Linked DNA regions of Homo sapiens: region 1 is linked to region 2. A link is a loop called in an ENCODE intact Hi-C map of the cell type or tissue named here. Cell type or tissue: tibial artery. All regions are shown on one strand. Each heading gives the region's core, and the rest is flanking DNA. Links, peaks and the distances in the headings are about the cores only. Region 1 overlaps LOC124902198 (a long non-coding RNA gene). Region 2 overlaps DAPK1 (death associated protein kinase 1).

Region 1 (16,490 bases), core at 4,254-12,253, 53 kb after region 2:
AAAAAGAAAAGAAAAGAAAATATAAAAAGGGCTCTCGAAATTCAGCCATAAGAAGAACAACCCAATTACATAATGGACAATTGTCTTGAACAGACACTTTACCAAATATATGGGTGGCAAATGAGCATATGAAGAGATGCTCCATGTCATATTTCATCATGGAGATGCCAATGAAAACAACAATGAGATACCACTACACACATACCGTGATGGCCAAAATCCAAAACACCAACAATGCCAAATATTGGTGAGGATGTGGAGGAAAGACAGTCTCATTTATCGCTGTTTGGAATGCAAAATGGTACAACCTTTTTGGAAGACAGTTTGGAAGTTTTTTAAAAAAATAAATCTTAACATACTCTTACCACACAATCCAGCAATCCCACTCATTAGTATTTACCCAAATGAATTGAAAACTGTGTCCACACAAAAACCTGTATAATGGTGAGTGGTGACTATCTGGGCCATGGCACAGGTGGTAAAAGAATTTACCAAGGCAATTGTAGGTAAAGAAAGGCAGATTTACTAGAGAAAGTAGGAACACATGTTGCAAGGGTGCAACAGGCAGGGCAGCAAGAGAGGAGCTGACTGCCAGGAGACAAAAGCTTACCACGGATTTTGTGGAATGGTGTTTGTGCTGGGTGCTGAAGTGGGCTTTGTGCAGTGCTGATAACGCCAAAATTGCAGTGAGCTCATTTGCATTTTTCTATCAGCCAAGGGTCTGGTGATAGCTGGGTGCAGGAAGATTGTAAGTTATTTGTGCAGGAGGACTGTGCGTCCTGGACCATGAAGAAAAGGCAAACTCATAGCTTATCTGCTTTCTTTTTTTGCTTTCCCTCCATCCTGCCAGCCTGACTACCCTTTCCCAATTAGGACTCCACAATCTGCACAAGAGCATTTATAACAGCTGTATTCATAATTGCCCAAACTTGGAAGTAATCAAGAAGTCCTTCAGTAAGTGAATGGATAAATAAATGTAGTAAATCCAGCCAATGAAATATTATTCAGCCATAAAAAGAAATGAGTTCTTAAGTCATGAAAAGATATGAAGGAAACTTAAATGTGTATTACTAATGAAAGAATCCAGGCTACATACTGTATTCCAACTATATGTCTTTCTGGAAAAGGCAAAACTATGGAAACAGTGAAATCATCAATCGTTGCCAGAGATTAGGAAGTAGGAAGGGCTGAATAGGGAGTGCACGGAAGATTTTTAGGTCAGTGAAACTATTCTGTGTGATACTATAATGGTGAATCCATGTCCTCATACATTTGTCAAAACCCATCGAATGCACAACACCAAGAGTGAACCCTAGTGTTTATTATGAACTTTGGATGATAATGGTGAGTCACTGTAGGTTCTTGGACTGTAGGAAATGGACTACTCTGGTGCATATGTTGATAGTGGTGGAGGAGGAGAGGTTGTAGGGGTTTGGAGAAGAAGGGCGTGGAACTTCCTGTTCTTTCCACCCAATTTTGATAGGAACAAAACTTAGCTCTTAAAAATTATGTTTATTAATTTTAAAAACAAACAAAGAATACCTAATTTTTTTACAAATTGCTCTAATTTCATAGAATTGCACATTAAAAATATGAGATACTACACAAAAGAAATTATAGCAGTGCTTTAGACAGGAAAGGGGCATGAGAGAACTTTCTGGAATAACAGTAAGTTGTATGTCTTGATAGGGACTTGGGTCGTACTGGTATATGCAATTGTCAAAACTCAAAGAACATACACCTCAGATTTGTGCATTTCAATCAATGTAAATTTTATGGTAAAACTAGGATTTTAAAACAAGTATTAAACCCTTGTTAATGATATGCGCGCTAAAGTATTTAGGAGGAAGCACTACCTGCAAATTTCTTGAAAACACGTGAAAAATAACATGAACTAATGGACAGATAGAGGCAAAAATAGATCTACAGATGTGAATTAAAACAAAGATTAAAATGTTAATGATAAAATCTTGGAGGTAGATATATGGTATTCACTGTAAAAATTCTTTCAACTTTATTGTATGTTTGAATATTTGCATAATATAATGTTAGGGGAAAATTGCAGCAGAGATAATATTCTAAATAGCTAAAAAAAATTTGACTTTCAGAAGACCAGACTCATTGAGAGCGAAAAAATTATTTTTGTTTTGTTGTTCGTTTGCTTGTTTTTTAATTCTGGCAACGGCAGAGGAACTCTGACTCCTGGGGTGCAGAAAAATTGTCTGTGGAAGCCCCGTGAAGGAGGTGGGGGACCGCTGCAAAAGCAAGGAAGAGGACGAGGATGAGGACGTCTGGGATAACTGGGATGATGGTGATGACAGGAAAAAGAAAAAAGAGGAAGCAGAAATAAACATTTTAGAAAAGAAAAAACTAACAGAGAAGATAAAAGAAAGAACGGCAACAGAAGAAAGGGCAGGAAGAAATTAAAAAGGGGTTAGAAGAACCTGAAGAACTCCAGCTGCTAACACCAGAGGAACAATTAGCAGATAAACCGCAGCTGGAGAAATCACAGGAAGAGTCAGACATGGAATTAGCAAAGGCAACTTTTGGTGTTAAGACTACTGTATATGGATCGGATGCTGTAAACCCATCTTCAAGGGATGACCTTACAGAGTTTGGAAAGTTACTAAAAGATAAAATTACACAAAATAAAAAGTCACTATATTATGCCAGTTTTTTGGAAGTCTTAGTTGGAGATGTGTGTATGTCATTGGAAACTGATGACTTGAAAAAGGTTCTCAATACATTGTGCTTTGAAGTGAAAAACAGAAGCAAGCAAAGCCAAGCCAAAAAGAAGAACAAAGGTATGGTTCCTGGAGGGAGATTAAAAGCCACCATGACAAATGATCTGGTAAATTATGGTGGTGATGATGCAGGGTATGCACAAGACTATGAAAATGTCATGTGACATTGCATCTTTTCCTGGTGTCATCTTTATGTTGCCCACGACCCCTTCAACGCACAGCACAACTTCCTTTCCTTTCAGTTCTGCCAAATGCTACAATCCAAAGTGCAGTCTCTTTCGTGCTGGTTATTTAACCCCTTGACACTTAGGTGTTAACGTGCAAATGAGGGAGCTTGGATCTTGCTGCCAAGGGGTTAAAATCAGGAACCTCAATTGCTACTAAATCATAGTCCAAAACAAAGCAAACCTAATAATGTCATTTTTGGTTTCAGATTTCATAGCGGCAGTCACTGAAAATTGGAAACAAAAGGCTGCAACAAGACAAAATAAATTGTGTAGTACTCAACAGCACTATTCAGTAATACAGCCTTAACCATACCTCCTTGAACTACTTCATAACTTGTCAAGAAAAGCAGCTGCAGCAAGGGCATGTGGCATGCACCTAGTATGAAAATTGCTTTGTCTTAAAATTGAATGTGAGGCTATTAAAAATACATTGTGAAGAAGACTGCTTATGCCAGAGTGAAGATACTGTGGCTGAAAAGCACTAGTTTGATTAAAATTAAATGACCAAAGCCTTCCAACTTTGAATCTGAAGAGGGTAAGCCTCTCCATTATAACATCACATGTTGTGGATTCTCTTGAATACAAAGACTGTCTAGTTACTGAAACCACCTTTGCAAAATTATGACTGAGACAGTGAAAGAGATCTAACTGAATTGATTCCATCCTGCTTCTAACCTCCAAGCTGTCCTTGTTCATTCTTGGGTGTAGGCTGAAGTAACTTTGGGAGAAACTTAGTTTATAGTTTAAAACAAAGACGATAACAGCCCTATCCCAAAGCAGACTTCCTCCTTGCCTGGGGACTACTGCCTTTGCAGGACTAACATTAGCCACAAGATTAGAAATTATGGTTTAGGAGTCATGCAGCTGGAGGCTGCAAGATTCTGACCCTCCCTAACCTGTTCCTAAGATCAGTGCGTGAGATATTTTGCAGCCCCTGCACTTAATGAATCAGCTGGCACCACCCAGATTAATAAACTGTCTCATCTGACCTTGTGGCCCCACCCAGGAACTGACTCAGCACAGAAGACAGCTTCGACTCCCTATTATTTCTTCTCTGACCAATCAGCAGTCTTGGCTCATTGGCCTCTCCCCACCCACCAAGTTGTCCTTAAAAACTATGCTCCCCAAGTGCTCTTCTGGGAGACTAATTTGAGTGATAATACAGCTCTGGTCTCCCACACAGCCGGTTCTTTGTGAATTACTCTTTCTCTATTGCCATTCCCCTGTCTTGAGAAATTGGCTCTGTCTAAACAGTGGGCAAGGTGAACCCCTTGGGTGGTGACATTACTTATCAAACTATTTCTACTGATGAAGTGCTTCAGATGGGGGCTTCAGGACTCTTTACCTGTTTTTGTTTGCCTGATTTAAGTGTCTGAGAAACAAATCTTAGTTCTCCTGGGCTGCAATAAAACAACTTTACCAGGGTTTTGGCATTTCCTTTCTTTTCCTTTATAAAATATGCTCAACAAACTGCACCAGTTAACTACAGTTTGATAAATTGCTAACAATTATGACATTTGCAATGATTTATAAAGCAACTATTTCAAATAAATAAATTACAAAGAGCATTAAAGGAGTTTATTCTATGAACAAAAGACAGCAGTTTCTGCCCCAGCCTAGAGAAGGTTCAGAACATGAGAAGGATTTGAAAGGAGAGCAGAGAAGTCACCTTTGGGTGTGAGTCCCTGAGCCACAGAGGTAGGGGATGGGAGACAGGGGAAGGGTCAAGAATATGCATTTTTGCACATAGGAGTCTATGGCTATAAAACTGCTCATAATTAAACTAAAGAGCTTCTGCACAGCAAAAGAAACTACCATCAGAGTGAACAGGCAACCTACAGAATGGGAGAAAATTTTTACAATCTACCCATCTGACAAAGGGCTAATATTCAGAATCTATAAAAACTTAAACAAATTTACAAGAAAAAATCAAACAACCCCATCAGAAAGTGGGTGAAGGATATGAACAGACACTTCTCAAAAGAAGACATTTACGTAGCCAACAGACACATGAAAAAATGCTCATCATCACTGGCCATCAGAAAATGCAAATCAAAACCACAATGAGATACCATCTCACACCAGTTAGAATGGCGATCATTAAAAAGTCAGGAAACAACAGGTGCTGGGGAGGATGTGGAGAAATAGGACGCTTTTACACTGTTGGTGGGACTGTAAACTGGTTTAACCATTGTGGAAGACAGTGTGGCGATTCCTCAAGGATGTAGGACTAGAAATACCATTTGACCCAGTGATCCCATTACTGGGCATATACCCAAAGGATTATAAATCATGCTGCTATAAAGACACATGCACACGTATGTTTATTGCGGCACTATTCACAATAGCAAAGACTTGGAACCAACCCAAATGTCCATCAATGGTAGACTGGATTAAGAAAATGTGGCACATATACACCACGGAATACTATGCAGCCATAAAAAAGGATGAGTTCATGTCCTTTGTAGAGACATGGATGAAGCTGGAAACCATCATTCTCAGTAAACTATCGCAAGGACAGAAAACCAAACACTGCATGTTCTCACTCATAGGTGGGAATTGAACAATGAGAACACATGAACACAGGGCGGAGAATATCGCATACTGGGGCCTGTCGTGGGGTGGGAGGAGAGGGGAGGGATAGCATTAGGAGATATACCTAATGTAAATGACGAGTTAACCGGTGCAGCACACCAACATGGCACATGTATACATATGTAACAAACCTGCATGTTGTGCACATGTACCCTAGAACTTAAAATAATTAAAAAAAAAAGAAAAATAAAAAACAAAAATAAAGTTAAAAAACTGCTCATTATTATATGTTAATATAAACATACTACATGTTATTATATATTAAGTTTATCCCAAATGTTTCTGACAATGTATTAGGTTGGTGCAAAAGTAATTGCGATTTTTGTCGTTACTTTTAAATGGCAAAACCGCAATTATGTTTGCACAAACCTAATACATATTAAAGACAATTTTCAAACTCATGGGTTCTAGAACCCTTGTGAGAACAGTCAGTTTTCCTAATGTAACTTCTAAAAGTACTTATTAGGTGGGAAAGCAGTGTTCTTTTTTTTTGAAATAGGGTTTCTGGTTCTGTCACCCAGGCTGGAGTGCAGTAGCGTGATCGTGACTCAATGCAACCTCCACTTCCCAGGCTCCCAAAGTTCTAGGATTACAAGCATGAGCCACTGTGTCTGGCCACAGTATTCTTGTGATCATTGGAATCTGTAGTGTAATCCCACCATAATGATTTGGTAATGGGGTTTAAGGTCCCACTTATACTTAGAAAAGAAAGTTTTAATAACAGGAATAAATTAAGGGGATAAATTTTTCTGAAGTTTTGTTGAAACTTTAAAGAGAAAATCTTACAACATGAAGGCTAAAAAGATTTCCTGAACAAAAGAAGGCTAAGGCACAGTTAAATAAAACAGTGTTCGTTACTGTCAATTTGCACTTGGTTTCTGGTGGCAAGTAATTGGGGTGTGTCCTTGACTGGATCTCTCAATGAGATTTATCAGTCATTTGAATGAATATGGTGGTGACGCTTACAGGAAGCTTGAAGGTACTTTAAATGCTTTTTTACTTTGTAATTTTTGTGGGTACATAATAAGTGTATATATTTATGGGCTATGTGAGATATTTTGATACAGGCACGCAATGTGTAATAATCACATCAGAGTAAATGGAGTATCCATCTCCTCAAGCATTTATCCTTTCTTTGTGTTATAAACAATCCAATTATATTCTTTTAGTTATTTTTACACATGCAAGTAAATTATTATTGACTACTGTTACCTTGTTGTGCTATCAAATACTAGGTTTGTTTCATTCTTTCTATTTTTTTGTACCCATTAACCATCCCCACTTCCCTTGACACTCCCACTACCCTTCCCAGCCTCTAGTAACCATCCTTCTACCCTGTATCTCCATGAGGTCACTTGTTTTAATGTTTAGCTCCACAAAGAAGTGAGAACATGTGAAGTTTGTACTTCTGTGCTTGACTTATTTCACTTAAAATAATGACCTCCAGTTCCATCCATGTTGTTGCAAATGACAGATTTGATTCTTTTTTATGGCTGAAATAGTAGTGCTTTGTGTATATGTACCATTGTGTATATGTATATTTTCTTTATCCATTCATCTGTTGATGGACACTTAGATTGCTCCCAAATCTTGGCTATCCTGCAACAAACATGGGAGTGCAGATATCTCTTCGATATGCTGATTTCCTTTCTTTTGGGTAAATACCTAGCAATGGGATTGCTGGATCGTATGGTAGCTCTATTTTTAGTTTTTTGAGGCATTTCCAAACTGTTCTCCACGGTGGTTGTACTTATTTACATCCCCACCAACAGGGTACAAGGGTTATGTTTTCTCCACATCCTCTCCAGCATTTGTTTTTGCTTGTCTTTTGGATATAAGCCATTTTAACTGGGGTGAGATGACACCACCTTGTAGTTTTGATTTGCATTTTTCTGATGATTAGTGACGTTGAGCACCTTTTCATATGCCTGTTTGTCTTTTGTATGTCTTCTTCTTCTTCTTCTTCTTCTTCTTCTTCTTTTCTGAGATGGAGTTTCACTCTGTTGCCCAGTTGCCCAGGCTGGAGTGCAGTGGCGTGATCTCGGCTCACTGCCACCTCCACCTCCCAGGTTCAAGTGATTCTCCTGTCTCAGCCTCCCAGGTAGCTGGGATTACAGGCGTGTGCCACCACACCTGGCTAATTTTTGTATTTTTAGTACAGATGAGGTTTCACCATGTTGGCCAGGCTGGTCTTGAACTCCTGGCCTCAAGTGATATGCCAGCCTTGGCCTCCCAAAGTGCTGGAATTATGGGCGTGAGCCATCACACCCAGCCTGCCATTTGTATGTCTTCTTTTGAGAAATGTCTATTCAGATCTTTTGCCAATTTTTTAATCAGATTATTAGACTTTTTTCCTATAGAATTGTTGGAGCTCCTTATATATTCTAGTTATTAATCCCTTATCAGATGGGTAGTTTGCAAATATTTTCTCCTATTCTATGGGTTGCCTCTTCACTTTATTGACTGTATTCCTTGCTGTGCAGAAGCTTTTTAACTTGGTATGATCCTATGTGCCTATTTTTGCTTTGGTTGCCTGTGCTTGTGGGGTGTTACTCAAGAAATCTTTGTCCAGACCAACGTCCTGGTGAGTTTCCCCAATGTTTTTGTGTAGTAGTCTCATAGTTTCAGGTTTCGAATTTTAGCCATTTTGATTTTATTTTTGTATATAGTGAGAGATAGGGGTCTAGTTTCATTTTTCTGCATGGATATTCAGTTTTTCCAGCACCATTTATTAAAGAAACTGTCTTTTCCCCAATGTTTGTTCTTGGCAACTTTGTAAAACATGAGTTCACTGTAGATGTGCTTGAGGGCACACACAAAAATCCATCCCACCCCACTAAGCCACCCAAACAAACATGAAAGACAAAAACTGTTTTTGTTGGGGAAACACAGCTCTGGAACTAATTCCCTGGGCCCCTTGTTAACACCAGCCCCTCCTATAAGAAAATGATTTGTCGAAGCTTCAGTGACCATTGAAGGGATGCTCTATAAGACAAGTCTGTTGACTGAAAGAGACAGAAACCAATGTTGAAGCTACTTATGCAAGAGGAGGACCTGGGTGGCACAGACCTGGCTGGATGCAGGGCTCACAGATCGTCATCAGCACTCCATCTCTTCCCACCTTCAGGACCTACTGTCCTCTGTTTTGCACACACTCCCAGCCAGGCTCACTTTTTATCCTCCTTGGAGGAAAGTGGGTTTCCCAGTTGTGTCTGGGCTGGTGCTGCTTGGCCCTGCCTGGGTCCCATGCTGGCCTCAGGATGAGAGGGATGGTCACCTCAGCTACAGCACATGGATTGCTCTGTGAAAAGCAATCTCCACAGGAAACCAGGATGGCTTCACCAGGGAGGCAGAACAACAAATGCCCATGACAGAGGGCATGCACCGTGAATAAAAGAATCAGGATTTTAAACAGAAAGGCAGAAAGAAGAGGACTTCCAAACCCTAGAAAGTTTAAAACTAATAGAATAAAATTTACTGTGCGTAAATGTAAAGCCTTATGTTGAGATTAAATATATGTATGTGTGTCAAATTTTATCTAAAAATATATGTAGCCAAAGAGTCAGAAAAAATAAAAATAAAAAAGTAACAAAAGTAAAACAAAAATATATGTAGCCATATTCATGTGATGCAACTACAAGAAAAAAGTAGAAATGGTTTAGTAGTGTCCTTAAAAAAAAAAGTCTTAGTTTTTGGTTGCTGGTCACTTTGAGATGGTTATCAACGTGATTTGGACACTTTAAAAGTTTGCAATAATGAGATTAAAAAGCAAGATAAAGGAGGAAATAGTGCTGTTAATGCCTATTTCATGGTGTCATGTCTGGAATATTGTGCTTGAGCCTGGGGGTGCGGGTGGGGGTGACATTTTAAGGACACTAGCGAGCATTCAAAGAAGAATCAGCATCCAGCTCGTGAAAACGACCATGACACCTCCCCTTCCACCCCCCTTGCCCCAGAGCATGCCATTTTAAGGATTATTTTGAGTGTAAAGAAACTAAAAATCAATAGATAGAAGATTATTTCTCTGCTCTCCCCTCGGATGCCTAAAACCCGGGCATAAATTTCCCTTTGTTAAGGTGGCATGGATTTCCCCCTCTCCTGTACCAGGATGAGGAGAGGGAACACTTGTCACCAGGGACAGAGAGCCAACACCAAAATAAGTCTGCATAAACAAGCCTCCCTAAATAAGCAGGATAATCCATTAGTTCCCACATAGTTTTCCTAGTCACTTTTCCACAATTAATCATTCCTCAAAGCCCAAATCTTCTTTCCTTTGTTAAAATGGCACATAAGCCTCTGAGTTTAGCCATTTCTTTGACTTTCCTTTCCTTTCTGTGAACTCCTGTGTATGTAAAATATTAGTAAACTTTCTATTATTTTCTCCTGTTAATCTGTCTCTTGTGAGTCAAACTTGCAGAGCCTCCCAGTCAGTGAACCTAAGAGGGAAGAGAAAATGTATTTCCTTCCTGGCACTACAAATGGTGCATGTTTGTTGAAAGGAAGTACTTAACTGCTACACGGCAGGAGGTATAATCCAGACAGAAGTAAGAAGTGTGCTGGATATTAGAATATTCCTGCTCTTCATAAGTGGATGAATTATATGACCACCAATTTTCCAGTACTCCTAAAATTTTTGATCCCAAAGGTACCTTAAATCCCTCTAAAACAAGAATAAAAAAATTGAATACCTTGTTGAGAAACAGATGTTCAGAACTTTTTCATCTTGTAGAATGGAAACTACACCTATTAAACAACAACTCCTGTTTTCCTCCCCATCCCAGTTCCCACTAATCACCACTCTACTTTCTATTTCTATGAACTTAGCTGCCTTAGATAACTTGTATAAGTAGATTCACACAATATTTTCCTTTTTGTGACCATGCTCTTACTCTTAGGACAATGGCCTTAGGGTTCATCCATGGGGCAGCACGGGACATGATTTCCTTCCTTTCTAAGGTCACAGAATGTTCTATTGTGTGTCTATTTTCAAAGGAGGAATTCTGGAGATGGGTGATTATATCAACACTCACGGTATCTTATTTAATTTTTAACACAAAATTATGAGGTCATTGCTGTTATACACATCTATAGTGGTTAAAATCAAGCCTTCGAGACTGAAAGTAATTTGCCCAAAGTTTATGCATACCAGAAATGAGACTTGAGTTATCTTCTTCCCAAACCTTTGCCATTGAGTAGGAAACTCATAAAGTCAAAGGGCACTGGAATTGTTGCTTCTATTGGTTTGTCATTTTTTTCCACTTACTGTTTTAGTGCAGACATGTCTGAAATGCAAACAGGTTTTAAAATGGAAGCTTTGGAGTATTCCGTAATTATGGTTATCAACGTTTAGTATTTCCAGCAAAACATTCTTATTTATCAACTTCCCCATTTATCTCAATCAAAATAAGTAGGAAAAAGAAAAAGCATAAATAGTTCTCACTGCTTCTACAATCCAAAAGAAAAATAAAAAATATAAGCGAGAAATGCAAGTTCAGAGAAGTTCCCAATTTTCTTCCCTTTCATCATTGGGCAAAATGATCAAACTATTCTTGCTGAGTGGGCAACTCCCCATGGTACTTCAGAAAGGCTTTGTTGCCTGGTGTGGCAATGCCTAAAAATTCCTTAGATGCTAGGGGAAATGCAACAGCATTGTCCCAGATGACTGTACTATGCTGTTTTTCTTTTTCTTTTCTTTTATTTATTTATTTATTTATTTATTTATTTATTTATTTATTTACTTTTGAGACAGAGTTTCGCTCTTGTTGCCCAGGCTGGAGTGCAATGGCATGATCTCAGCTCACCACAACCTCTGCCTCCTGGGTTCAAGCAATTCTCCTGCCTCAGCCTCCCAAGCAGCTGGGATTACAGGCATGCACCACCACTCCTGGCTAATTTTTCTATTGTTAGTAGAGATGGTGTTTCTCCACGTTGGTCAGACTGGTCTCAAACTCCTGACGTCAGATGATCCATCTGCCTTGGCCTCCCAAAGTGCTGGGATTACAGGTGTGAGCCACCGCACCCGGCCACTATGCTGTTATTCTTGATATCACTAGATTAGATATTTTGTTGAGTCTTACCTTAAATACCCTTCATGCTAGTTTGTACCAGTAATCTCACACACCTCAAGCTGTTTCTCTTTCTCTTCACTGTCCCTCCATGGTTCCCTGGGAGAGGGGCAGCAGAAGAAGGTCCCAGCTCCCTGTGTTTGAAAACTGATGGGTTCAGGCAGGATTGGTGGCCCGTGGCTTGCCAGCCCAGATGCCACCCACATGGACCTCTTGCATTGTCCTGCAGGACTCTGGCAGAGTTCCAGAATCCACCAGGCCCCTGAGAATGGAGTGGTGAGGCCTTAGAGGACCGCTGCTGAGGACACTGGCTAGCTTCTGATGATGGGGACTCTCTAAAGAACACAGGAGTTCTAAGTTCCCTGAGGCACTTCTAAGCATCTCTAGGATAGCAAGGAGGGTCTAGGATTCCTGTGTCCTGGGGGCAGGAGAAATTCCCCAAGTCCACCTGAGACCCACTGAGCTGTGGGCAAAGTGCCAGGGTCCCGGGGAGTTGTAGCCAAATTAGCAACAATTCTTCTCTTAGCCTAATTATCATTCTGCCATGGTATTTACTGGGTGTCTATCATATACTGGGGACCCCTACACTGTAAAACAAAGTCTCTGTCCTCAAGATGCTTTGGTTGGGGAGATGGGATATGTAACAGTTTTGTTTGTCCTTCTGATATAACTAAAACATGTTTCTTATATCATTCAAATCATTATTTAGTTTCATTTATCCCTTTGAACTTGGGGAAAAACTCACTCGTTTACCACTTCACATATTTCTTAATCAAATTCTACTCACTTCCGCAGAGTCTTGCAACCATCCCTGACACTACTCCTGAGTGTTGCATGTCAGTAACTTTCTACATGAAGCACATAGAAATTTGGAAGTTGGAAGTGTGCATGAGGAGTAGGGTACTGTGCACTGTGGGTGGATTTAGAGGATTCACAGGCCACATCCCCAGTGTAGACAATAATTAGCCTGGCAATGGTGACCTTGTATGGACCTTGCTCCGTGAACCACAAATCTGGGATGCTGGCCAAGGAAACACTCAGGCAGAACACCCCAACACCAAGGCTTTTTATTTTATTTTATTTTATTTTATTCTTTTTTATTTATTATTATTATTATTATTATACTTTAAGTTTTAGGGTACATGTGCACAATGTGCAGGTTAGTTACATATGTATACATGTGCCATGCTGGTGCGCTGCACCCACTAACTCGTCATCTAGCATTAGGTATATCTCCCAGTGCTATCCCTCCCCCCTCCCCCCACCCCACAACAGTCCCCAGAGTGTGATGTACCAAGGCTTTTTAATTGCCCGGCAGTGGGACTGTGAACCTGGGAGACCTGTGCCTTCAGCCATTGCTGATTCCTCCTTCTAGAGTGGGAGATCAGCACCTGGACAGAGGACACTGTGACTAGAAAATGCATTTAAAAGAAGGGATTATTGCTTCCTCGGATCAGACTGTGTGATCTACAATGAACTCTTACATGTTATTTTATCTGGCATTCTAACAATGATCCCAAAGAAACATCAGACTCCTTGTTCAGAAGGTAGGTTAGTTCTCAGCAGTACAAGTTGGGTCCTCAGTGGATCCTGTGCATTTGAGGATGAAGTTTACAGATGCTTTGGACCGTAGCTGCAGGTCTGATTTGAGGACAATGAGACCAAGTCAGGGAGGCAGCAACTAATGGGGGAGGGAATAAGACACAAGAAATAACAAACATAAAGTACCAGAGTGGACTTAGTAACTCAGCAGAACTTCCAAATCTCATATTGAGATTGCCCTGGTTTTGGCATGTTGAAGGGATCATATACAGGGAATGGGGAATGCCTAATTATATGGGTCTATTTCCTCTTTATGGTCTCAAAGATTTTTTTAAGAGTTTATAGGATTATTTTTTTAATTACATAAGAAAGATTTAATTTTTAACATCTTAAAATGGTTACAGTTCATGAATACCACAAGACAACCTAAAAAGGTGCAGTCTAGAGTAGCCTATTTGGCTGTTAGTAGCAAAGGTTTTGACCATGGTCAATGACTTAATATCCATGTTAGTCACTCCTGAGTTGATATTACTGTAATTTTTTTTTCTCATTGACTTGGGTGATAGCATAAAAAGTATACTCATTAATTTTACAAATGACAAATGTCAGATGTTACAACTTATTTTAAAGGGATTCCTGTGGTACTTCAAACTTTACTAAAGACAAAACAAACGGTTTTTATCTTCATAATTGTTTTGCTTCCTGGATCTCTCCCTTCTGTTCATGATATCAGTGACTTCACTGCCAAGGCTAAAGTGATATCATGAAAAGAAAAGAGAAACCCAGAAAGCAAAACAGTTATGAAGATAAAGACCATTTATTTTGTCTTTAGTAAAGTTTGAAGTACCAGAGGATTTCTAGGTAGGTCTAGTAAAAAAAAATGTAAAGTTTGAAGTATAGCCCAGTCAGGAAAGAATTCAGTGTTAACAGATACATATTTCAAAGTCATCCATCCACATGGAATTGGAAGCTGATATTATAAAAGTGGTTAACATGAAAGAAAGGTCAAGGAAGGACTTCGGTGAATGTCTATATTTTGGGGAATACATGGAGGGAGGCATTGTATAAGTCAGGAGTAGGCAGGTTATGAAGTGGTAAAAACAACCTTAAAAACCTGAATGGCTATATCAGTTTGTAATTGCAGCTGGGCCCAACTTAGCTGGATGCCTCTGCCTCACAGTCTGTAAGGTTACAGTCAAACTACAGACTGGGGCTGCTGTTTCATCTGAAGGCTCAACTGGTGCTGCAGGATGTGCTTCCAAGCTCACACACGTGGTTTTTGGCAGACTTCAGTCTCTTAACACATGGGCCCCTTTATGAGGCTGCCTCATGATATGACAGTTGGTTTTCCCTATGGAAAGCAGTCCAAAAGAGAGAGAGAGAACAACCAAAAAAGAAGCTGAAGTCTTTCGTAACCTAAGCTCAAAAGAGACATTCCATTATTTCTGCCATATGCTTTTCATTGTAAGCAAGTCACTAAATCAAGCCTAAACTCAAAGATTTAAAATGAACGTTTTGTGTGTGTCTTTAGTAGAATTGGCAAATACACAAACTTTGTGTGTGTTTACTTATCACACATATGTGTGTGTGTGTGTATATATATATAAAATATGTTTGTTTTCTTTTTCTCTTATTCCTTAGTCATGTAACATAAGATGTTCCAACTATATAATAGTGTTTAAATATAATTAATTTCATATCTTAGTGTTTAAGCTACATGGTATCAAAGAGGAAACATCATTCAAAGACCTTACCTTGTCTTCTAGGAAAACGGTTAGTGCATTGTCAATTGTATGTATCAGGTTAATCAGAATTATGACCTTCTGATTATCTTTCTTTGAAGATTGAGTATGGTTTCAGGAGATGCATATGGGCACCAAGTTGACAAGGGGCAGAATTGAATTGTTCTGGTTAATTTCATGTGTCAACTTGACTAGTCCCTGGGGCATCCAGATATGTGTTCCAACTTTATTCTAAGTGTGTCTGTGAAGGTGTTTTTGGATGATATTGACATTTGAATCAGTAAACTGAGGAAAGCAGATTGCTCTGCTTAGCATGGGTGGCCTTCATCTGATCAATGAAAGGCCTGAATGAATCAAAAAGGCTGACCCTTCCATGAGTAAGAAGAAATTCCTTTTGCCTGATTGTGAGCTGGGACATTACTCTTCTTGGGTCTTGAGACTGTCAGCTTTTAGACTAGAACTATACCATTGGCTTGCCAGGGTGTCTACCTGGCCAACTTCACATCTTAGGACTTCTCAACTTCCATAACCATGTGAGGCAATTCTTTGTTTTTTTCTTTTGAGATGGAGTCTTGCTCTGTCGCCCAGGCTGGAGTGTGGTCACGCGATCTGGGCTCACTGCAAGCTCTGCTTCTAGGGTTCAAGCGATTCTCCTGCCTCAGCATCCCGAGTAGCTGGGACTACAGGCACCCGCCACCACACCTGGCTAATTTTTGTATTTTTAGTAAAGATGGGGTTTCACCATATTAGCCAGGATGGTCTCGATCTCCTGACCTCATGATCCGCCCGCCTCGGCCTCCCAAAGTGCTGGGATTACAGGCATGAGCCACTGCGCCCAGCCCACCAATTCTTAATAATACATTTATCTGTAACTATATCTCTCTTCCTTTATCTACTTCCTGTTGGTTCTGTTTCTCTGGAGAACCCTGATGAATACAGGCTTTATGAAATCTTTCCATGAATCCAAGAGGTCTGTGAATACAAAATTATGAATCCCCACCTGAAGACTTTTTAGTGCTAGGACTCCTTCACAAGGCAGAGAATATATCAGACCAATTTAGAGTCAAGTCTTCAAGGATCCATTGCCTTCTCTTACCTTATTCAACTGTTCACCACTCACAAACTTTCCATTTTTACCCTCTTGCCTTAGCTCCCTCTTACCCCAGTGCACATATTTGGGTCAGGGCTGCATGACCTCTCATGCCTCATCCTCAGCTATGATAGGCAGATGGTTATGATCCTAGAGACCTGCAAAAGAGATGGCTTGTGGGACCTTTTGCTACTGCCATTGCAGCCTTTCCTGTTGACCCCAACCTCCTCATCCCCCAAGCCCCCTCAGTTCCTTGCAGTTGTCATCTCAAGCACTGGGAAAGGGTCAATGTTTTGGGTAATATGCATATGGCAACAATGTAGGCTTCTCATGCCCCTAATTACTGCCTGCAGTTGTGGAGTTATTGCTCAATAATCTGATTTATGAACTAAAACACTGGGGTTTTAACAATAAATAACCAATCACGTTTAGGCATTTGGAAAGAACAATCATGTGATTGGAGGGTAAGGGAAGATTGACACCAG
Region 2 (16,490 bases), core at 3,024-11,023:
AATGATCAAGTCACATTATGTGAGGTGTCCGTCACTTTGAGTTTTTATCATTTCTATGTGTTGGGAACATTTCAAGTCCTCTCTTCTAGCTATTTTGAAAAATACAACGCATTGTTAACTATAGTCACCCTATTCTGCTATTGAACACTGGAATGTATTTCTTCTATCTAACTGCATGTTTGTACCCATTAACCAACCTATCTTCATTCCCCTCTCCACACACACACACAGCCTTCCCAGTCTCTGGTATCTATCATTCTACTCCCTACCTCCATAAAATCAACTTTTTTAGCTCCCACATGTGAATGAGAACATGCAGTATTTATCTTTCTGTGCCTGGGTTATTTGACTTAACATAATGACCTCCAGTTCTATCCATGTTGCTGCAAATGACGTGATTTCATTCTGTTTTATGTCTGTGCATAAATAGTGTTCTGTTATGTGTATACCACGTTTTCTTTATTCATTTGTTCCTTGATGGACACTTAGGTCAATTCCGTATCTTTGCTATTGTGAATAGTGCTGAAGTAAACATGGGCGTGCACGTATCCCTTTGATATACTGATTTCCTTTCCTTTGGAAAAATGCACAGTAGTGGAATTACTAGATCATATGTTAGCTCAATTTTTAGTCTTTTTGAGAAATCTCCATGCTATTTTCCATAATAACTGTACTAATTTATATTTCTACCAACAGTATATAAGAATTCTCTTTTCTCTGCATCATTGCCAGCTTCTGCTATTTTTTTTTTGTCTTTTTAATAATAGCCATTCTGATTGGTGTAAGAGGGTGTCTCACTGTGGTTTTGATTTGCATTTCTTGGATGATTAGTGATATTGAACATTTTTCTCATTTACCTGTTGGCCATTTGTATGTCTTCTTTTAAGAAATTTCTATGCAGGTTCTTGCTCATTTTTGTTTTCCTTTCTTTTTCAACTTGTATTTTAGATTCAGGGGTCCCTGTGCAGATTTGTTACCTGGTCATATTGCATGATGCTGAGGTTTAGGGTACAAATGATCCCTCCCTCCCACCCCCTCTAGTAGTCCCCAGTTACTATTGTTGCCATCTTTACATCCATGAGTACCGAATGTTTAGTACCCCCTTATAAGTGAGAACATGCCATATTTGGTTTTCTGTTCCTGTGTTAATTCACTTAGGATAATAGCCTCCAGCTCCATTCATGTTGCTGCAAAGGACATGATTTTCTTCTTTTTTATGGCTTCATAGTATTTCATGATGTATATGTATCATATTGTCTTTATCCAGTCTGCCATTGATGGGCGCCTAGGTTGACTCCGTGTCGTTGCTGTTGTGAATAGTGCTGCAATGAACATACTAGTGCATGTGTCTTTTTGGTGGAACAATTTGTTTCCTTTCGGATATATACCCAGAAATGGGATTGCTGGGTCAAACAGTAGTTTTAAGTTCTTTGAGAAATCTCCAAACTTCTTTCCACAGTGGCTGAACTTATTTACATTCCCACAACGTATAGGTGTTCTCTTTTCTTCACGCCCTCACCAGCATCTCTTGTTTTTTTGTCTTTTTAGTAATAGCCATTCTGATTGGTGTGAAATGGTATCTCATTGTGGTTTTGATTTGCATTTCTCTGATGATTAGTGATGTTGAGCTTTTTTTCATATGTCTGTTGGCTACTTGTATGTCTTCTTTTGAGAAGTGTCTGTTCGTGTCCTTTGCCCACTTTTTAATGGGGTTATTTGGTTTTTACTTGTTCAACTCTTTAAGTTCCTTATAGATTCTGGATCTTAGATTATGCCTTTTTGGATGCATAGTTTGTGAATATTTCCTCCCATTCTGTAGGTTGTCTGTTTACTCTGTTGACAATTTCTTTTACTGTTCAGAAGCTCTTTAATTAGGTCCTACCTGTCAATTTTTGTTTTTGTTGGCAATTGTTTTTGAGGACTTAGTTATAAATTCTTCCCCAAGGTCAGTATCCAAAATGGTGTTTCCTAGATTTTCTTCTAGGATTCTTATAGTTTTGAGGTTTTACATTTACAGCTTTAATTTATCTTGAATTTTTTTTTTATATGGTGAAAGGTGGGAATCCAGTTTCATTCTTCTGCATGTGGCTTACCAGCTATCCCAGCGCCATTGATTGAATAGGGAGTCCTTTCTCCATTACTTATTTTTGTCAACTTTGTCGCAGATTGGGTGGCTGTAGGTGTGCAGCTTTATTTCTGGGTTATCTATTCTGTTCCACTGGTCTATGTGTCTGTTTTTGTACCAGTACCATGCTGTTTTGGTTACTGTAGACCTTTGCCCACTTTTTGATGGGATTGTTTGTTATTTTACTGTTCAGCTGTTTGAGTTCCTTGTATATTCTGGATATTAATCCCTTGTCACATAAATAGTTTGCAAAATATCTCCCATTCTACAAATTGTCTCTTCACTCTGTTAATTGTTTCCTTTGCTGTGCAAAAACTGTTTAGTTTAATACACTCTAAGTTGTCTATTTTTGTTTTTATTACCTGTGCTTTTGAGGTTTTATCCACAATATCTTTGTAGGACCAATGTCCTGAAGCCTGTCCTCTTCTACTGGTTTTATAATTTAGGGTATACATTTAAGTCTTTAATCCATCTTGAGTTGATTTTTGAATATGGTGAGAGACAGGGGTCCAGTTTCATTCTTCTGCATATGGATATTCTGTTTTCCCAGCAGCGTTTATTTACAAGGGTGTTCTTTTCCCCAGTATGTGTTCTTATTGCCTCTGTCAAGTTATTTGGCTATGAATACCTGGATTTATTTCTGAGTTTTCTATTCTGTTCCATTGGTCTATGTGTCTGTTTTTATATCAATACCATGCTGTTTTGGTTACTATAGCCTTGCAGTGTATTTTGAAGTCAAGTAGTGAGATGCCTCTAGCTTTGTTCTTTACACTCAGGATTGCTTTGGCTGTTTGGCCACTGTTTTGTTTCCATACAAATTTTCCGATTGTCTTTTCTATTTCTGTGAAAAATGACATTGGTATTTTGATAGGGATTGCATTGAATCTGTAGATTGCCTTGAGTAGTATGAGCATTTTCACAATGTTGATTCTTCCAATATATGACCACAGCATGTATTTGCATTTGTTTGTGTCCTCTCAGTGTCTTTCGTCTGTGTTTTGTGCTTTTCCTTGTAGGGGTCTTTCACCTCTTTGGTTAAATTTATTCCTGAGTATTTTATTTTTATTGCAGCTATTGTAAATGGAAATGCCCTCTTGATTTCTTTCTCAGCTAGTTCATTTTTGATGTATAGAAAGGCTACTGATTTTTGTAGGTTGATTTTGTATCCTGCAACTTTACCTATTTAATATGAATTTATTTCTCAGATCTAAGAGTTTTTTGGTGGAGTCTTTAGGTTTCTGTAGTTATAAGACCATATCACTTGCAAAGAGGGACAATTTGGGTTTCTCTTTTCTAGTTTATATGCTTTTTATTTCTTTCCCTTTGCCTGATTGTTCTGGCTAAGAATTCCAGTACTGTGTTGGATAGGAGTGATGTAGGGGGCATTCTTGTCTTATTTCAGATCTTAAAGGAAAAGCATTCAGCTTTTCTCTATTCAGTATGATGTCAGCTATGGGTTCATCATGTATGACCTTTATTATGTTGAGGTATGGGTTCGTCATGTATGGCCTTTATTATGTTGAGATATGTTCCTTCTATACCTAGTTTGTTGACAGCTTTTATCATGAAGGGATGTTGAATTTTGTCAAATGCTTTTTCGGCATCTGTTGAGATTATGATATGGCTTTTGTTCTTTCTGTTGATGTGGTGTATTATGTCAACTCATCCTTGCATCCCTGATTGTGGTGTATCATCTTTTTTGTGTGCTGTTGGATTTGGTTTACTAGTATATTGTGAGGATTTTTGCATCTGTGTTTATCAGGGATCTTGGCCTATAATGATGATGATGTTGTTGTTGTTGTTTTTACATTCTTTTCTGGTTTTGTTATCATGGCAATGCTGGTTTCATGGAATAAATTAAGGAGAACTCCTGCCCCTTCAGTTTTTTTTGGAATAGATTGAGGAGAATCATTAGTTCTTCTGACATCCAAACCTGGACTTCTCTTTTTGGGGAGGCTTTTTAATACCAGTTCAATCTCATTACTCATTATTGGTCTGCTCTAGTTTTCTATTTCTTTCTGATTCAATCTTTGTAAATTATCTGTCTAGGAATTTATCCATTTCCTCTAGATTTTCCAGTTAGCGTATAGTTGTTCATAATAACCTCTGATGATCTTTGGTATTTTTGTGGCATCAGTTGTAATACCTTACTTTTCATTTCTCATTTTGTTCTTTTGGGTCTTCTCTCTTTTTTTCTAGGTCAGTCTAGCAAATGGTTTAGCAATTTTGTTTATATTATAAAAGAACAATTTTTCATTTCATCAGTTCTTTGTATTTTTTTAGTATCTGTTTTGTTTAGTTCTTCTCTGACCTTTATTATTTCTTTTCTCCTGCTAAATTGTGGTTTGGCTTGTTTTTGCTTCTCTAGTTCTTTGAGGTGCATCATTCGATTGTTTATTTGAAACGTTTCTGATTTTTTGACGTAGGTGTTTATTGTTATAAACTTCCTTCTTAGCATTGCTTTGGCTGTAGGTTTTGGTCTTGTGCTTTGATTTTCATTTGTTTCAAGAATTTTTTTAAATTTCTCCCCTAATTTCTTTCTTGACCCTGTGGTCATTCAGGAGCATGTTGTTTACTTTCCATGTATTTGTACAGTTTCCAAAGTTCCTCTTGTTATCAATTTCTAGTTTTACTGCACTGTGGTTTGAGGAGATACTTGATATGATTTCAATTTTTTTTACATTTGTTGAGACTTTTCATGTGTCCTGATATATGTTCTATCCTGGAGAATGTTCTGTGTGCTGATGAGAAAATGCGTATTCTGTAGCTGTTGGATAAAATGTTCTGTAAATGTCCGTTAGGTCCACTTGGTCTAACAGGCAGTTTAAATTCAGTGTTTCTTTGTTAATTTTCTGTCTGTATAATCTGCCTAATGCTGAAAGTGGGGTGTTGAATTCCCCAAATATTGTTGTATTGAAGTCTATCTGTTCCTATAGATCTAATAATATTTGCTGTAAATATCTGCATGCTCTGGTGATGGATACATATATGTTTAGAACTGTTATATCTTCTTGCTGAATTGATCCCTTTTGCATTATATAATGACCTTCTTTTTTTTTTTTTGACTTAAAGTCTGTTTTATCTGATATAAGTACAGCAACTTTCGCTCACTTTTGGTTTCCATTTTCATGGAATATCTTTTTGTATCCCTTTACTTTCAATCTATATGTATCTTTATAGATAAAATGGATTTCTTGTCAGCAGCATATAGTTGGGCCATGTTTTATTAGTCAAACAGCCAGTCTGTATCTTTTAGGTGGAAAAGTTAATTCATATACATTCAAGGTTATTGTTAATATGTGAGGGTTTATTCCTGTCATTTTATTAATTGGTTTTTTGTTGTTTCATATATTCTTTATTCCTTTCTCCTTCATTATCATTGTGGTTTGGTGGCTTTCTGTAGTTGTAATATTTGAGTCCTTTCTCTTCCTTAATATGTTTCCTCTACCAGTGGATTTATGCTTTCGTGTGTTTTCATGATGAAAGAATTGTCCTTTCACTTCCAGGTGTAGAACTCCTTTAAGCATTGTTTATAGATTTGATCTAGTGATGATCACTTCCCCCAGCTTGTCTTGTTTTTGGGGAAGACTTTATTTCTCCTTCACTTATGAAGCATAACTTTGCTGTCTGTAGTATCCTTGGCTGACAATTTCCTTCTTTCAGTTCTTTGAATATAGCATTTCATTCTCTCCTGGCCAGTAGAATTTCTGCTGAGAAATCTGCTGTGAGTCTGACGGGCGTTCCCTTGTAAGTGACTAGACTTTTTTTTTTTTTTTTTTTTTTTTTTTTTTTTTTTTTTTCTGTTTTCAGACTTCCCTTTGTCTTTGACTTTTGACAATTGGACTATAATGTGCCATGGAGAGGACCTTTTTTCGATTGTATCTGTTTGGAGAGCTCTACAGCTTCCTGCATCTGGATTTCCAAATCTTTTGCCAAACCTGGAAAGTTTTTAACAATTATTTTAATAAATAGATTTTTTATCTCCTTCAGTTTCTCTTTACCTTTGGGACACCAAAAACTTGAATATTTGATTGCTTTATGGTGTCCCATATGTCACAAGAGTTTTGTTTATTTTTTTATTTTTATTTTTTTAATGTTGTCTGATTGGGTTATTACAAAAGACCTGTCTTCAATTTCTGAAATTCTTCCTTCTGCTTGATCTAGTCTATTGTTGCAGCTTTTGAATAAATTTTCTGTTTTATTCAAGAAGTTCTTCAATTCTAGAATTTCTATTTTGATTCTTTGGTAAACTTCTCATAATATTCTGAGTTGTTTTTCTGATATCTTTGTATTGTTTTTCTGGATTCTCTTGTACCTCACTGAACTTGTTTAATGTCATGATTCTGAGTACTTTTTTTAGATTGCATAGGTTTATTTTTCATTAGAATCTGTTGCTGGAGAGTTATTGTGCTCTTTCGGAGGTGCAATATTTCCTTGCTTTTTCATGTTTCTTGTGTCCTTACATTGATATCTGTGCATCCGGTATAATAGTCACTTCTTTGAACTTTTTGAACTTGCTTTCATAGGGGAGGGCATTTTCCTGAAGATGTGTCTATGGTGTTGGTTGAGTAGGGCACTTTGGCTTTGATTCTGGGTGCATGCAGTAGCATAGTGGCCATACGATTTTTTTTCAGCTGTAAGCAGCTCCAGTGGTGCCTGTAATTTTCTCAGTGGCTTAGGGTATGGTTGTTAGTGGAGGCTGTGGTAAAGTTTTTCTGGAGATGGGGATACCACGTGGGCCAGTCCTCAGAACCTAGTGGTGGCAGTGGTGGGCTGAGCATGCCTGTCCTTGGGCCCCAGGGTGGTATATGCTGGTACTGATACTAGTGGGTCCAGGTAGGTTGATTCTTGGGCCTCCAGACAGCTTGCTCAAGTGCTGGTAGTAGTAGCAGTGGGCCAGGTGGGTAGTCAGGTTCTCAGTTCCCTGGGCAGCAGGCGTGGTGTGAGTGATGGCAGTAGTCATAATGAGACAGCCCTCTGGCTCCCAAGCAATCTGTGCTGATGTTGGCAGTGGCTGCAATGGGCTAGGCAGGCCAGTACCTAGCCCTGCAGGTGGCATATACAGGTGAGTGCCAGCTGTGATGATAGTGGTAGGTTGGATGGGCGTGACCTCAGGCCACTAAGAGGAGTGCTCAGGTGCCAGTGGTGGTGGACTGGGCTAGGTGATCCCCAGGTCCCCAGACAGCATATTCAGGCTCTTAGGGGATTGTGAAGTCAAGCTCAGCAGGCCTGTCGTCAGGTCCCCTGGTGGTGCATGTGATCCCCAGCCTCTGGCAAAATGCTTGAGTCAGGGAGGCAGTGGCTGCACTGTGGCTCTGCTACTGGGAAGAGTGGTCCTGCTTTCACTGTCAGCAGCCATATGCGGCCAGCTGGGGAGTGTATGATTTGCACATACTTTAGACTCAGTGGACACAGCAGCAGTGGCTGCAGACAGGGGATTCTGTCCTTGGGGCAGATGAAAATGCACAGCCACTACTCTGCTAGGGACAGTGGGGTCTCTGTCAATGGGTTATGCCTAGACCTTGGTGGCAGCTGCCAGCCAAGGTGGTGGCTGCAGGCAGAGATGTCAGTGGGGCTCTAGGGATATAGAGATGCCGAGGCCATTGGGCTACAGAGCAGGATGCAGTCTACGGGTGTTTGGAACATACAAATGGTGCCGCACTGTAGCTGCTTCGGACTCAGAGAGTGCGTGGGAGCCAGCCTGAGCTCCCTCTCTGGAGCAATACTGTCATGCAGTCTCCAGGCAGCTCCCTCAGCTAATCTCAGGGCCCACATGGGTGAAGGGTCCCCCTGCACCAGGGGCAAAAATTGCGGGAGTTCATGGTCTGTGTGCATTTTGCTCTCTTAAAAGTTGGGCTTCCTCTGAGCTCCCCAGAGCAGAGCTGGCTGTGGCAGCACAGAGAGAAGAGAAACTTGTCTTGGGACCCCAGGCCCTGCTCCCATCTGATCTCTCACAGCCCCAGCCGCAACCCACCTCAGGACCCCACACTCCAAGAGCCAATTTCTGGGTACCAGAACTTTCCATGCTTGGCCTAAGCAGCCAGCTTTGGAGGGTGGTCCCTCCTGCTTCACTACAAGTCTGAGAAAAACCCTTTAGATCTCAGAGTGCATCTTGACTGCAGGATTTTGGGTACAGAGTAAGCACTGAGGGGTAAACGAGGTGAAGGGAGCCTTCAAATCCTGTAATGGAAGTGGCCCTGGCCAGGCCGCCCCAGAGGCCAGTGGTGGGCGGCCACAGTCCTGGCAGGATGTGGCAGTGTAGAGAGGGGGCATCTCAGGTCCACTGGAGGTTCCGGGAGTCCTGGGAGCTCCAGGTGGAATCTAATCTGCAGATATTTCTGGGGAAATGGGCAGCCTTCACAGCTCCAGTATGGGAAAGCAATTGCCCCCACATACAACCTTTGACCCCTGCTTGACACTTTCCTGCCTGAAGGACCCCACCTCCTCCCAGATCCAAGCACCTCCTGTGTAGGCAGAACTGCTGAGCTCTGCATCTCACACCCCTGCATGCTTCTTGCTTCTTCTGAGCAGCCTGGACAGGGCCCTCAGTCACCTGGCCAAGTCAGTCCCTGTTGAGCCAAATTCAGGTGACTTTTCATAGTCACTGTTACATTCAATATCCTATACCCTGGCACGTTCCAAAATTCATGTATATTTATTCAGGACACAAAATCTTTTCACCCACCTTCTCTCAATTAATCCTCTATGGGACTTTGTGAGTTTGGGAATCACAAACCTAATGTGGGCAGTTTGTCCCCGGCTCCTTCCTTGTCAGGAGTAAATTCTGCAAGTGAAGGTGGAGTGTCTGTATTAAGGATATGTGAGCCTACAACCGTGTCATTATTATTATGGATGTGGTGTTCACACTTCTGCGTAATATGACCTGATGGATCTTTGTTTTTTCCCCAGGTGGTTCTCTCTTTTTTTTAATACACCAATATTTGAGGGGGAGTAATACAAAATATATATGTATACAGACACACACACACACATTTCCATGTAAGCACCCAGGCATGCACATATATGTGTACATGCATGTTGTGTGTGTGTAGCACTCCAGGGTATTAGAAGTAGTCATGATATAGATACATATATACACACACATAATAATGAAGGTACTTAGGGAAAGAGTTAAGCAGGTGCAGACATAAGTAGAAAAACAGACATGGATATACATGCTGTAGATATGTACGCGTGACACAAGTCGATCTGCACGTCAGTAGATGTGTGTCTTCGTTCATTTTGTGTTGCTATAACAGAATACTTGAGACAGGGTAATTGATAAGAAAAGCGGTTCATTTAGCTCATGGCTCTGCAGACTGGGAAGTTCAAGGGGCGTGGCACCAGCATCTGCTTTGATTCTGGTGAGAGCTTTTGAGCTGGGTCTAAATGTGACAGAAGGTCAAAGGGTAAGTGGACACACGGGAAGGGACAAAAACCTGCTTTACATCAATCCACGTTCTCAGGACCTAATCCATTCCCATGAGAACTAATCCACTCTCACAAGAGCAAGAACACACTCACTCACTCACTCACTCCTTCCCACCAGCACCAAGCCATTTGGGAGGGATTTGCACTTAGGACCCAAACACCTCCCACCAGGCCTCACCTCCCACATCACCTCACTGAGTGATTTCAATATGAGTTTTAGTGGGGAACAAACCATACCCAAGTCATAACAAGATGTATACACATACAGAAGAATGCCATAAGTATCACTATGCCTACTTCGAATCCGTGGAACGCTAAGAGAATTTATGATTGAAATTTGGTTAGTGGTGTTTCACGATTGTTATCATTTTTCTTTTTCTGTAGGAGTTGGCGATTTCAGCGTGTGGGAGTTCTCTGGAAATCCTGTGTATTTCTGCTGTTATGACTATTTTGCTGCAAATGATCCCACGTCAATCCATGTTGTTGTCTTTAGTCTAGAAGAGCCCTATGAGATCCAGCTGAACCAAGTGATTTTCTGGCTCAGTTTCCTGAAGTCCCTTGTCCCAGTTGAAGAACCCATAGGTGAGCTAAGTCCCTGCAGGCCAGTGATGTCCTACCTGTGGTTGGCCAGGAATCGCCTCCTCCTTCCAGGCTTCTGCCCTGCTCCTGCCACTGCTGCTGCTGGCCTTGCACCAGGCCATGAGCAGATCCCACCGTTTGTGGCTAACAGCTGAGCCAACTTCCTTTCTCCTTCCTGCTGGGAGACTTCCACTCTGAGAAGCTTCATGAGGCTCAAGTGTTCGTGGTATTCTGCAGGCTGTTTTTGTTTCATGATTGCATATTCCTGCCTCAAAGGCCCACTTTGAACAATCCTTTGAGAGGCATTTCTCACTTTTTTTCTACACTTGAGAGCCATGGTCATTGTATGTTGGGTGCAAAATGGAATCCCTGCTTGGATAGCTACTGCACCTTTACCTAAAGGGTACAGAATTAGTCAGCAGAATGAGCAGTTCTTCATCCTGTAATTCCACTAAGAAACAAAGAAAGAGGCCGGGTGCAGTGGTTCACGGCTGTAATCCTAGCACTGTGGGAAGCCAAGGTGGGCAGATGCCTTGAGCTCAGGAGTTCAAGACCAGCCTGGCCCACATGGCAAAACCTCATCTCTACAAAACATACAAAAACTTAGCCAGGTGTGGTGGCATGTGCCTGTAGTCCCAGCTACTTCAGGGGCTGAGGCAGGAGGATTGCTTGAACCTGGGAGGCTGTGGCTGCAGTGAGCCAAGATCGTGCCACTGCACTTAGCCTGGGTGACACAGTGAGACCCTGTCTCAAAAAAAAAGAGAGAGAAATGAAGAAAGGGAGCATGTTGACTGAATGTGTTATCTTAACTTTATTCCTAGAGGAGAGGATAACATGAAATAAACTTCCTTTGGTCTTTGCCCACAACAAGAGAAGCAGCCTTCCCTGGTGAAATGCAATACTCAGCAGTCAATTTTTTTTCTTTCCGGAAAAGCATATAATACAAGGAGTTGGGCTTAATGCCCCTCTGGGTACTGCCAGTTTTGCCTCTTTCTTTGTCCTTTTTTTCCTTTGTTTTAAACACTCCCCGAAGTGGGAGGCTCTTTGTGTGACTTGCAGGTCATTTACCTCTGACCCATCTCTGTGGTGTTGCTGCACTCAGGCGTCTCTCTTTGGTCTTGTAAGCGGCATCCCTTTTGTCACAGGTTAAATTTTCCCTCTCCTTGTAAGTAGGGGCTATTTGGAGACTTGAGAAACTGCCTTTAGTCATTCTGGTCCACTTTGAGCAATTTTCCTTGTGGCCTAGGAGATAGGCTTATCCTGTCGTTGGCCATGCTGGGGCCTTCTAGGGTCACAGTGCACAGCAGGCGTGGGGCCTTCATCTCTGTGGCATGTTGCACTTGTACCTGGAGAGTCGGCCTGGGCATGAGGCCAACACACCGCCCTCACCTGGGCAGGAGAGGCAGCCAGGTAGGAGGACCCACCCCCTGAAGCAGTTCCCTCTCTGCCCCCAGCCTTCGGTGGCAAGCTGAAGAACCCACTCCAAGTTGTCCTGGTGGCCACCCACGCTGACATCATGAATGTTCCTCGACCGGCTGGAGGCGAGTTTGGATATGACAAAGACACATCGTTGCTGAAAGAGATTAGGAACAGGTGAGGGGCAGCCACTTAGTCTCCAGCTCACGGGTAGCCTCCTCTCCCTGAGAACTGAAGCAGAGGTGTGAAAAGTACAAAGGAAGTCTCATGAACCAGAGAAAGGTTTTAAAGGTCTTTCTTTCTTGGTCAACTCTTTTCTTGTACAGGTCTTGTATCCCTTATTGGAAATGATCGGCTTTAGAAGTGTTTCTGATTTCTTATTTGTTTGGATTTTAATATATGTACATATACATAGCAGTTGAACATCCTAGTTCAAAAATTCTAAATCTGAAATGCTCTAATAACCATTTCCTTTGCATGTCTTGTCTTTGCCCAAAAGGTTTTTGGATTTTGGAACATTTCAGATTTCTGGATTAGGGATGCACAACCTTTATTTTTCATTTTTATTAAAACAATGAATCCACATAGTAAATCAAATACAAATGAAGAGCACGTGATGAAAGCAACCCCCTTCTTTCTACCTCCCAGCAACACTGCCCGGAGGTGACTTCTTTTAGCTGTTTAGATTTCAGTACTCAGTATTCAGTGTTCAGAAACACTAATCAGTATGTCTTACAATATAAGTTGCAACCTACTAGTGAGTCTTAAAATTCATTTAGGAAGTCGTGGCCAATTCTTTTTAAAATGGGATGGAATGGAATGGGATAGGATAGGACAGGAAAGGACAGGACAGGATAGGATAGATCAGATGTCAAGTATTATTTTGTAAAACGTTTGTTTCACTGATGAGTATGGGTATGTACAGGATTATGATGTAAAATATATGTTTTTACTCAGAGTCTATCAAAACAGTTTGAACCTGCAGCTTTCTATAATATGCTAGTATCTCTGATCTTGCATTATCAACTTGAGACATTTATCTATTGTCTTGAGACACTATATCTGTTGCCAGATATAAAAATGGGGCTTCTATTAATATTTTTAGGTCAGTGATGTAGCTTTTGCATTCACACCTCTATTCTTAGTCCCTCCACTTTCCACAGTATCTCTTGTCCTCACTTGTAAGGTGCGAGCATTAGGCCTCACCTTTCCTGCCTCGGGAGAAGCTGACATCTTTCCATGCTGTGCTCCTGCTGCTTCATGCAAACCTGAAGGTCCCGCTCCTATGACTCAGACTATATGCCAGTTTCCCCAAGTCTCTGCACCCACTGTGATGAGGCAGAGCCCACCAACAGCAGGGATGGGGAGGGGCCTTTGCAAGGACACCAGAACTTTCCTTCCCTCCTACCAGCCTCTTGAGCCAGTAGGAGCCTGGCCCCTCCATTAAAAGGCCTGGGGACATTGACTCACTGCTGAGGAGGCTGCTGCTCTTCCCTTAGGTTTGGAAATGATCTTCACATTTCAAATAAGCTGTTTGTTCTGGATGCTGGGGCTTCTGGGTCAAAGGACATGAAGGTACTTCGAAATCATCTGCAAGAAATACGAAGCCAGATTGTTTCGGTAAGTACACCATGGAAAGAGCCTGGACCCCTTTGTACTTCCTTCCTGGTTTGCCTCTGGTTTCAGGGAACTGCTTCATAGTAGGACCCAGTAAGAGGTGTCTGCCTGGACATGTCTTTATCCTAGTGCCCTGGGAAAAGAAAGGAAGAATAGAGAAACAAGGAGATGATGGGAGCTGAAGGGTTATTATGGGCAAGGTGGACCACTTCAATTTTATGAAATTCTTACCGATTTATTGGTTTCTTTAACAATATTTTATTTATTTATTTTATTTTTTCAGAGACAGGATCTCACACTGTCATCCAGGCTGGAGTACAGTGGTGTGATCATAGCTCACCGTAACCTTGAACTCCAGGGCTCAAGCAATCTGTCCATCTCAGCCTCCCAAGTAGCTAGGACTATAGGCACGCACCACCATGTCTGGCTAATTTTTTTGATTTTTTGGTAGAGACAGGGTCTTACTATGTTGCCCAGGCTGGTCTCGAACTCCTAGGCTCAGGTGCTCCTCCCACCTCAGCCTCCCAAAGTGCTGAGATTACAGGTGTGAGCCACCATGCCTGGCCAATTTTGGGAAAAAACCAAAAAATTCAAAAGTGACTTATTGTGGAATATTTAGAAAATTCAGAAAAGTAGAAAAACAGTCACAAACTTTTTTGAAAGACAGAAAAGAATAAATGAACAAAGGGAATGAGACTGTATTCTTGGGTTGCAAGATATGACTATTTTATTTTTCCCTAGTTATATAAATGTAATACAATTTCAGTTAGCATCTGAATGGGTTGAGGGGATTGGGATTTTTATCTTAAAATTTCCATGGAAAAATTCATTAAACCTATTATAAAGCCCCTGATAATCAATACAGTTAAATAGGAGGAAAAGCTTAGAGGGTATAGAAGTAAATCATAATATCTTTAGAAATATAATGGAAAATAAATATGTCATTTGAATTTAATGGGGTAAAGATTATTTAATAAATGAACCTGGCACAACTGGCTATTTGTCTGGAAGGAAATAAAGTTGGATTCCTACACCCTACAAAGTCCAAAAATAAATGGATTAAAGCTTTTAAGTAAAAACATGAAACAATAAATACCTTGAATAGAAATTGTGGAGAGTGTATTTTCAAAATAACTAGGGACTGAGGGAACCTGTTAAACCAAGATCTAAAACCCTAGAAATTTTAAAAGAAAATATACCTGTTTGAAAATGTAAAAATTTTTAAAATTTTTTTCTAGCAAACAAATTAAGTAAACAAAGTTGAAAGGTGAAATAGGCTGGGAAAAAGCATTCTCAATGCTTTGGACAGATAAATGGTCACACCGTAATGTTCAAAAAGCTCTCCGGAATTGGTAAGAAAAGGGCGAGCGTCCCAGTGGAGAAGTGGTGGCATTCACTCTGGAGTCTTCCTGCTGCCGAGGCCTGAGGACAAATGCGGGCAGATGCCTGTCTCCCTCTCTTACCTTTGAAGCTGCCTCTGGGTGTATTTTTTTTTTTTTTTTTTAACTGCTTTGCTAATAAGAAAATGCTGTGCTTCCCGCACCAGATTCTGGTTCTAGATGTGCTTCCAGAATTCTCGGGAAACCCTTTCCTGTCTCCAGAAAACCCTGCCCTTCACACCAGATATCCTCGTTGGGGTCCCACTGTGGCATCATCAGAAGATAGGGGGTAGTCCGGTGAGGCCTGGGAGGAATCTGTCACAGAAACCAGGGGCGGTGATCTGGGAACTAACAGTGGTCTCTGAGGGCCCCTGTGCTTCCCCACCAGGTCTGGATTGAGGCTGCATTCCTGAGGCAGGAGGGAGTGTCCCTGGAGATTTTTGAGCTGGGCTCTGGCATGATCTGCTGCTTCTCAGACACCCCCCGCCCAACCCCTAAACTCCTGAGCTCAGGCAGGTGGAGCCCACCACATCAACTGCACTCACCCCTGAGAATTTTGTTTTTGAATGCAGAGTGGAATTTAGCTGACACAAAAGAATTTGAGAGGGGAGTGCGGAATTAATGGCACGGTGTAGCCTGTGGCTTATGTGGTTTCTAATTCAGAGGTATGTGGATTACGTGAGTCTGTAACATATGCTGATCTAATTAACCAAGTTAAAAGGTTAAAAATCCACTTCAGCCTACATACCAAGAATGGGTCTAATTGGAAACAATATTTCAACAACAGTCCCCACGAATGCCTAATTTACTGGTAAACACTCACTCTAATATTGATGATGATACTCATTCTCTTTTCCTCTGTTCATAAAGTGATCATTGCCTGAGTGAAACAGTCACGAGAGAGAGAGCGAGGGAAGAAAGGAGGGAGGGAGGAAAAAGTGAGGGAGTGAAACATTAGGAGTTGGTGAACATTAGTTGATTGAGTGACTGAGTCCACAATTCCAAAAACGTTCCTAGAAGACTCAAAATCTATTTAACATGAACTAAAGAGCCTTTATAAAACTTTATATTTGAGCAATAGATGAGGCTTAAAAGCAAGTCTAAAAGACAACTGCCCCAGTACTCAACCCAAAAAACACAAACTAGCCAGACACAGTGGTGTGTACTTGTAGTCGGAGCTACTCAGGAGACTGAGACAAGAGGATTACTTGAGCCCAAGGGTTTGAGACCAGCCTGGGCAATAGCGAGACCCAGTCTAAAAAAAGAAAAAAAAACGTCAACAACAACAAAAAAACCCACTCGTTCATCAAATCACCTGCAAGGCGCCTGAATGAAAGGTGTCCTTTCCACTGTGGCTCTGCTCAGGGCACCCACAGCTGCAGGTGAGTTAACCTGTCTGGCCCTGCCCCCTCTAGGTCTGTCCTCCCATGACTCACCTGTGTGAGAAAATCATCTCCACGCTGCCTTCCTGGAGGAAGCTCAATGGACCCAACCAGCTGATGTCGCTGCAGCAGTTTGTGTACGACGTGCAGGACCAGCTGAACCCCCTGGCCAGCGAGGAGGACCTCAGGCGCATTGCTCAGCAGCTCCACAGCACAGGCGAGGTGAGCCCCTGGGAGCCCAGGCAGGGGGCCGTGAGAGGTGCCAGGGACTCAGCCTGTCCCAAATTCCAGCTCTTGGAAGTGGTGTGAGCCTGGGGAAGCAGTGTGGAAATGGTCCAGCTAACCTACAACATTTCCACACGTGTGACAAACACAGCCTCAAGTGACGCTCTGAACTGCAGTTCTCGGCTCACCTTAGGAGCTGTCATTTTGTCTTGTCGTGTTTTGCTTTTATTTCCAGAGTCTGTTAGTTTGGGAGTGCAGTGCCCACTGCCCTGGGTGACTGGGTCTCTCTTCACTCCCCCTGGGCACCAGGAACTTAATCTGCTACTCCTGGCAGCC

What was found. Hi-C counts contacts between places; a loop is a spot of excess contacts. Peaks named below come from ENCODE experiments on the same cell type or tissue, not always from the same donor. Only the 100,000 strongest peaks of a DNase experiment are listed, where the experiment ranks them.
Region 1: a loop joins it to region 2, with 2.5 times the contacts of the local background. A loop is called at or near these places in 4 of 110 quality-filtered maps.

What each region holds. Positions count from the first base shown.
Region 1 is chr9:87,739,046-87,755,535 of GRCh38, forward strand. LOC124902198 (a long non-coding RNA gene) reads right to left here. Exons shown (of 2, transcript XR_007061644.1): 2 at 12,708-13,312. It also overlaps the pseudogene EIF3JP3. Among named protein-coding and RNA genes, the nearest start is that of CTSL, 21 kb to the left of the region's middle. In tibial artery, for the core only: no CTCF peak of the experiment used is centred there; a DNase peak (open chromatin) is centred at 8,815; H3K27me3 peaks cover 416 bases.
Region 2 is chr9:87,687,067-87,703,556 of GRCh38, forward strand. DAPK1 (death associated protein kinase 1) reads left to right here. Exons shown (of 26, transcript NM_004938.4): 22 at 9,941-10,138; 23 at 11,590-11,728; 24 at 13,051-13,171; 25 at 15,963-16,151. Among named protein-coding and RNA genes, the nearest start is that of CTSL, 31 kb to the right of the region's middle. RefSeq lists a silencer at 6,895-7,113 and enhancers at 12,463-13,662, 15,472-16,490. In tibial artery, for the core only: no CTCF peak of the experiment used is centred there; no DNase peak of the experiment used is centred there.